Regions from separate parts of the Homo sapiens genome. Here region 2 is linked to region 1. The links are chromatin loops, found by intact Hi-C in ENCODE. Cell type or tissue: dorsolateral prefrontal cortex. All regions are shown on one strand. Links, peaks and the distances in the headings refer to the core of each region. The heading gives the core; the rest is flanking DNA. Region 1 overlaps SPEN (spen family transcriptional repressor). Region 2 overlaps ZBTB17 (zinc finger and BTB domain containing 17).

Region 1 (2,914 bases), core at 201-2,700:
GCTGGGATTACAGGTGTGAGCCACCGTACCTGAAGGACTTGTTTTTTTTTTTTTAAGAGATGAGGTCTTGCTATGTCTCAAACACCAGGCCTCCCACATCAACTTCCAGAGAAGCTACAGGAACATACCATCAGACCAGGCTTGACTTTCTGATTTTTAGCAACATTAAAAATTTTTTTCGGCCAGGCACAGTGGCTCACGCCTGTAATCCCAGCACTTTGGGAGGCTGAGGCAGGCAGATCATGAGGTCAGGAGATCAAGACCAGAAGATCGAGACCATCCTGGCTAACATGGTGAAACCCAGTCTCTACTAAAAATACAAAAAATTAGCTGGGCGTGGTGGCGGGCGCTTGTGGTCCCAAGCTACTCGGGAGACTGAGGCAGGACAATGGCGTGAACCCGGGAGGCGGAGCTTGCAGTGAGCTGAGATCGTGCCACTGCACTCCAGCCTGGGTGACAGAGCAAGACTCCGTCTCAAAAAAAAAAAAAAAAAAAAAATTCAGGCCAGGCACAGCTCACACCTGTAATCCCAGCACTTTGGGAGGCAAAGGCAAGCGGATAGCTTGAGCCTAGGAGTTCAAGACCAGCCTGGACAACACAGTGAGACTCCATCTCTACAAAAAATACAAAAATTAGCCCAGCGTGGTGGTGTGTGGCTGTAATCCCAGCTACTTGGGAGGCTCAGGTGCAATGATAGCTTGAGCCCAGGAAGTCAAGGCTGCAAATGTGCAAATTACCACTGCACTCCAGCCTGGGCGACAGAGCAAGAACCTATCTCAAAAATCAACCAATCAATCATCCAGAGTAAATTAAAACCCACAAGACATCATGTCATGTCACAACTTTGCCACCAAAACCTATTTTAATTCCTTCCACCTAAGAAACCAAAATAAAAAACCTCAGTACAACCTAATTGGTAAGAATGAGAAGGGGTGAGAGGGACAGTTCTTTATTTCAAATGGACTAACCTAACTAAAAGCAACGCTCCTGGGGACTTTGGTAATAAACTCCTTGTCACCAAATGCTGACCATGTTGTGATGTGGCCAAGCACTGGCAGTGCAGAAGCAGTTTTACAGAAGCCGTAGCTTCTAAAAGGTAGAAGACTAAAAGTTACCATTAAAGCAAGGGTTAATAACAGAAAGATGTATTAAAAATAGAGTTTGTACCAGCTTGCAGTCGGGCGTTCACCCTGGCTAGATCTGAAATCCTCCTCTCCAGGAACACTAAGGCACAGCCGTCCTGCCCCTCCCACCGCCTGGCCCAGTCACCACGCAGCAGCCGGGTCCCTGCGCCCCGCCCCTGGACTGAGGGCTGTGGAGAAACTCTGGCAAAACAAGGAAGCCTCCGGGAGGTGGCAAGCAGCCAACTCAAACTGGATGGTTCCAGTTTAGGCTGGTTCGAGTCACAAACAACAGTTCCTATTTTCCCCCACAATATTCAGACGCAGGGGCTGCCCAGATGAGCGCTTCTCATCTGCTTCCAGAGCTAAGGCTACCTGGTTCTCATTCCTCTGCAGTCGAGCATCCTAACTAAAAGCAAGGTTCCCACTTCAGCAATATGGGTCAGCCCAGTACTTGTTTCCAAAATGGAATGCCTATTCTGTACAAGACCCTGCAGCTGACAACACCTACACATCTAAAACAAAAACAAAAAAACAAAACTTTACTAAAATGCTGTATTTGACCAAAAAAGGAAATCCAGAAAGGAAACAGACCTATTTACAGGTATCCATTATGAGAGCTATGCCTACCAGAACAATTAAGTAAGTACTCTTCCATTTCCATATTTAGCACAAAAAAGGCTTGGTTGGCTAATATGACCCCCTAAAACAGAAGGTTGTGTGTTGCTTATTGCACAATAACAAACGATGCAAGCAATACAGGAGCCAAAAAAAATAATGTGTTTCCAAACTGTGGGCTCTTCAGTGACCTCTGCAGTTTGTCTGCCACTGATGGGAAAAAAAGGGTTTTTTTGGTGTATTTCTTGTCCAAAGCACACACTGCTGAACATTTATTCCATGCTGCTAAACAGTACCAAAATAGCATTAAGCAGGGAACAAGCAAATGCTTATTCTTTTGTAAAGTATTTAAGAGAGCCGCTCAAAATGAGGCACGACCTAATGTTTCTCAAGTATTACAGACACTAATATGCCTGCTGTTCTTTTTCTTCCCTAACCCTTCCAAGTAGGTAACTTTTTAAAGAATTTAGATACACATATTTTAAGGAAAGAGCATACTTAATCATACACAGTCAATAAAACCATTAATTGGCTCTTACAGGAGTCCATCACAAAGAATAATTATAAACGTCAAGATAGAAACTCCACGTACACTTCCTCTTGTATGCTTAAAAAGAAACTTCATGTAACAGTTGGAAAGGTCCAAAGCAATGAATATGTTTTAATCATAACACTAATTTTCAGCAAGAAATTCTCCCTTTTGAAACCTCTAGACGATCTAAAAAAGTAATAACGAAGCAGAACAAACTAATTAAAATCAAAGAATGGGCTGGGCGTGGTGGCTCATGCCTGGGCAACAGAGCGAGACTCCATCTCAAAAAAAAAATAAAGAATCACAAAGCTACAAAACAAAATTATATCTACCACTGAATCCAGAAATTATTTGCCTATTCATTATTATAGGTAACTTTGGATAATAAATCAGACAAATTTGTTTCTATGATCATCACCGAAAAATGATCACTAATTATTAATTTGTTTAATACTTTAAAACACTGACTTTTAGGCCAGGCTCAGTGGCTCATGCCTGAAATCCCAGCACTTTGGGAGGCGGAGGCAGGTGGATCACTTGAGGCCAGGAATTTGAAACTAGCCTGGGTGGTCAACATGGCGAAAACCCATCTTTATTAAAAAATACAAAAATTAGCTGGTGGCACAACCTGTAATCCACCTAC
Region 2 (2,914 bases), core at 93-2,592, 79 kb before region 1:
TCTTTTGCTGGCCACGGCTTTTTTTTTTGTTTTTTAATTAATTAATTAATTAATTTAATTTTTGAGACAGGGTCTCGCTCTTTCGCCCAGGTTGGAGTGCAGTGCTGGGATTATAGCTCACTGCAGCCTCGACCTCCAGGGCTCAAGCGATCCTCCCACCTCAGCCTCCCGTGGCCACAATTTTTAAATGGTTGAAATAATAGAGGTCAGAGAGTAAGTACTGTGGCTCATTGAACCTTGCTGCGTGTGTGTGGAATGCCAGCACAGAGAATCCTTATGGACATCAATAGTTTGACAGTCCCAGGGTGATTAAGGTTGACCTCAGTAATGCAGTCAGCACAGATACGTGTAGAAAACTGGGGCTTAGGCTCTTGGATTCAAACGTGCTTGTTATGAATTGAAGAGAGATGGTTCGTAGGGCTGGGCTTCAAAGGAAGGAAGCAAAGGGCATGGTTAGAACTGAGAGTTGTTCACTCATATCTAAACAGCAGTGTGGACAGAGGCTCAGAGGTGGGAATTCCCGCTGCGAGTGGAGAGCGGGCCAGAAAGCAGGCTTAGTGGGTTCATTGTAACATCAAAAATCTACTCAGCTTCTGGTCTTGAAAGGTCTGGCAGTAGAATCTGTTCTCCCCACCCCAGCCGCACCACTTCCTATACTGGAACTTATTAACCTAAGCAGTCACTTTCCTGTCCCGAGTGGCAGGCTCCACTCGAATTTCGCCAGCCTGCCCCATGGGAAGCTGTATCACCAGAGCTCAGAGAGCAAAGCACTTCTCATTTCTGTAGTCTCGGGGCCATGTGGGCCCCTCAGGGATTTTCCCCCGTTACTGTGACTCAGTCAGCAGCCCAAATTAATGCTTGGCAAATGATTTAAAGTAAGAAAGAACTTGTTTAATTTTGTAAATCGTTTTTGTTAAATGTTGACTCCATACAAAAGAATGTGTTCAGTGTAAAGAATAAGGATACAAGAAACATCTTCCATGTACCCATTACCCAGTTTCCAAAAAGAACTTACTGTTACCTTTGGAGTCCCCTGTGTCCCCTCCCTGATCTCACCCGGCCCAAGTCATCCCTGAGTTTTGCTTTTATCACTCTTGCTTTTCTTTATAGTTTTACCATGTGTTTGTATTGCTAAACAATGTACCGTTTAATTCTGCAGGTTTTTGAACTTAATATAATCATATTGTTTTCTTCAGTGCCTTGACATTAATCCACGTTGCATAGAGTGGTATTTCATTTTCACAGATGAATAATGTTCCATTGTATGAGAATTTATTTATCCTTTCTATTACTGGTGGACATTTGGGTTGTTTCCAGTATTTTGCTGAGACAAACAGTGCCACTGTTCACATTCCCGGGACATGTATGCACAGCCTCTCCAGGGACTGCAGCTGGGAGTGGAGTCACAGGGTATGTGCGTCTTCAACTTAACAAATAATGCCAAGTTGTTGCCAAAACTGTTTCCCCAGTTTACCCTTCAACAATTCCGTTTGCCTCATATCCTCTCAACAATGGTATTTTCAGACTTCAACATTTTTACTAATCTGGTGGGCGTACAATGACATCTCATGTGGTTTTGATTTGCATTTTCCTGGTTCTGAGTTGGGCATCTTTTCGTTGCTTACTGATCATTCAGATTTCATCTTCTCGGAAACAACAGATTGTCTTGCTCATTTTTCTATTGGGTGGTTTGTAGACATTTTGTTAGTTTTTTGTTTTTTATTTCTTATTTTGGATACTAATTCTTTGTCAGTTATATGTGTTATAACTACCTACTTCCAGTTTGTGGCTTGTCTTTTCACTGTAGGATATTGTTTTTTGTTTTTGATGAGCAGAAATTCTTTTTTTTTTTTTTTTGATACGGAGTCTCACTCTGTTGCCCCGGCTGGAGTGCAGTGGCGCGATCTCAGCTCACTGCAAACTCCGCCTCCCAGGTTCAAGCGATTCTCCTGCCTCAGCCTCCTGAGTAGCTGGGATTACAGATGCGTGCCACCACGCCTGGCTAATTTTTTTTTATTTTTAGTAGACGGGGTTTCAGCATCTTGGCCAGGCTGGTCTTGAACTCCTGACCTCATGATCCACCCATCTCGGCCTCCCAAAGTGCTGGGATTATAGGCGTGAGCCACCGTGCCCGGCCTGTTCTCTGTTTAAATACCACACTGACTTGTAAAATACATCATTTTAGAAAACTGGTGAACTGGTGTCTAGTAAATCCTTGGCCCATTGCTCTTCCATTTTCATTTTATTTTTTTCTGAGACAGGGTCTCGCTCTGTCACCCAGGCTGTAGTGCAGTGGTGTGATCTTGGCTCACTACAGCCTTGACCTCCCAGGCTTAAGCTATCCTTCCGCCTCAGCCTCCCAAGTAGCTGAGACTAGAGGCACACGCCACCACGCTCAGCTATTTTTGTCTTTTTTGTAGAGACAGGGTTTCACCATGTAGCCCAAGCTAGTCTTGAATTCCTGGGCTCAAGCAATCCTCCCACCTCAGCCTCCCAACGTGTTGGGATTACAGGCGTGAGCCATCTTGCCTGGCCCCATTGTCATGTTAGATTACATTTGTCAAATGCCATAAAAATTGTTGGTATGTTTTATTAGAATTTGCATTGAGTTTATAATATATAAATTTGGGTAGAGCTGACATTTTTATGATGTTGAGTCATCTGATCCATAAATGTGGTATAGCTTTCAATTTACATAACTTATCAAAGTCTAAATTTAGTCAGTGTCTTTATACCTTACTCTCAAACAGTGAGGACCTGAGAACACTTTAATTGCTATCACTTTCTCTTCCACTTTTATTCTGTGGGTGTGCATTTTAGTTCTTTTTAAACCTTTTTTTTTTTTTCTCTCTAGAGACAGGGTCTCGCTGTTGTCCAGGCTGGAGTGCCGTGGCACAATCGCAGCTTACTGCAG

What was found. Hi-C counts contacts between places; a loop is a spot of excess contacts. Peaks named below come from ENCODE experiments on the same cell type or tissue, not always from the same donor. Only the 100,000 strongest peaks of a DNase experiment are listed, where the experiment ranks them.
Region 2: a loop joins it to region 1, with 3 times the contacts of the local background. A loop is called at or near these places in 5 of 110 quality-filtered maps.

The regions. Positions count from the first base shown.
Region 1 is chr1:15,884,861-15,887,774 of GRCh38, reverse strand. The region is part of intron 3 of SPEN (spen family transcriptional repressor); the gene reads right to left. Among named protein-coding and RNA genes, the nearest start is that of SPEN-AS1, 38 kb to the right of the region's middle. In dorsolateral prefrontal cortex, for the core only: CTCF peaks have their summits at 989 and 1,193; a DNase peak (open chromatin) is centred at 1,304; H3K4me3 peaks cover 2,253 bases; H3K27ac peaks cover 2,500 bases.
Region 2 is chr1:15,964,057-15,966,970 of GRCh38, reverse strand. The region is part of intron 2 of ZBTB17 (zinc finger and BTB domain containing 17); the gene reads left to right. LOC124903855 (a long non-coding RNA gene) reads right to left here. Exons shown (of 3, transcript XR_007065486.1): 3 at 1-2,914. Among named protein-coding and RNA genes, the nearest start is that of ZBTB17, 11 kb to the left of the region's middle. RefSeq lists enhancers at 849-1,038, 1,321-1,490. In dorsolateral prefrontal cortex, for the core only: no CTCF peak of the experiment used is centred there; DNase peaks (open chromatin) are centred at 465, 620 and 1,370; H3K4me3 peaks cover 1,488 bases; H3K27ac peaks cover 2,500 bases.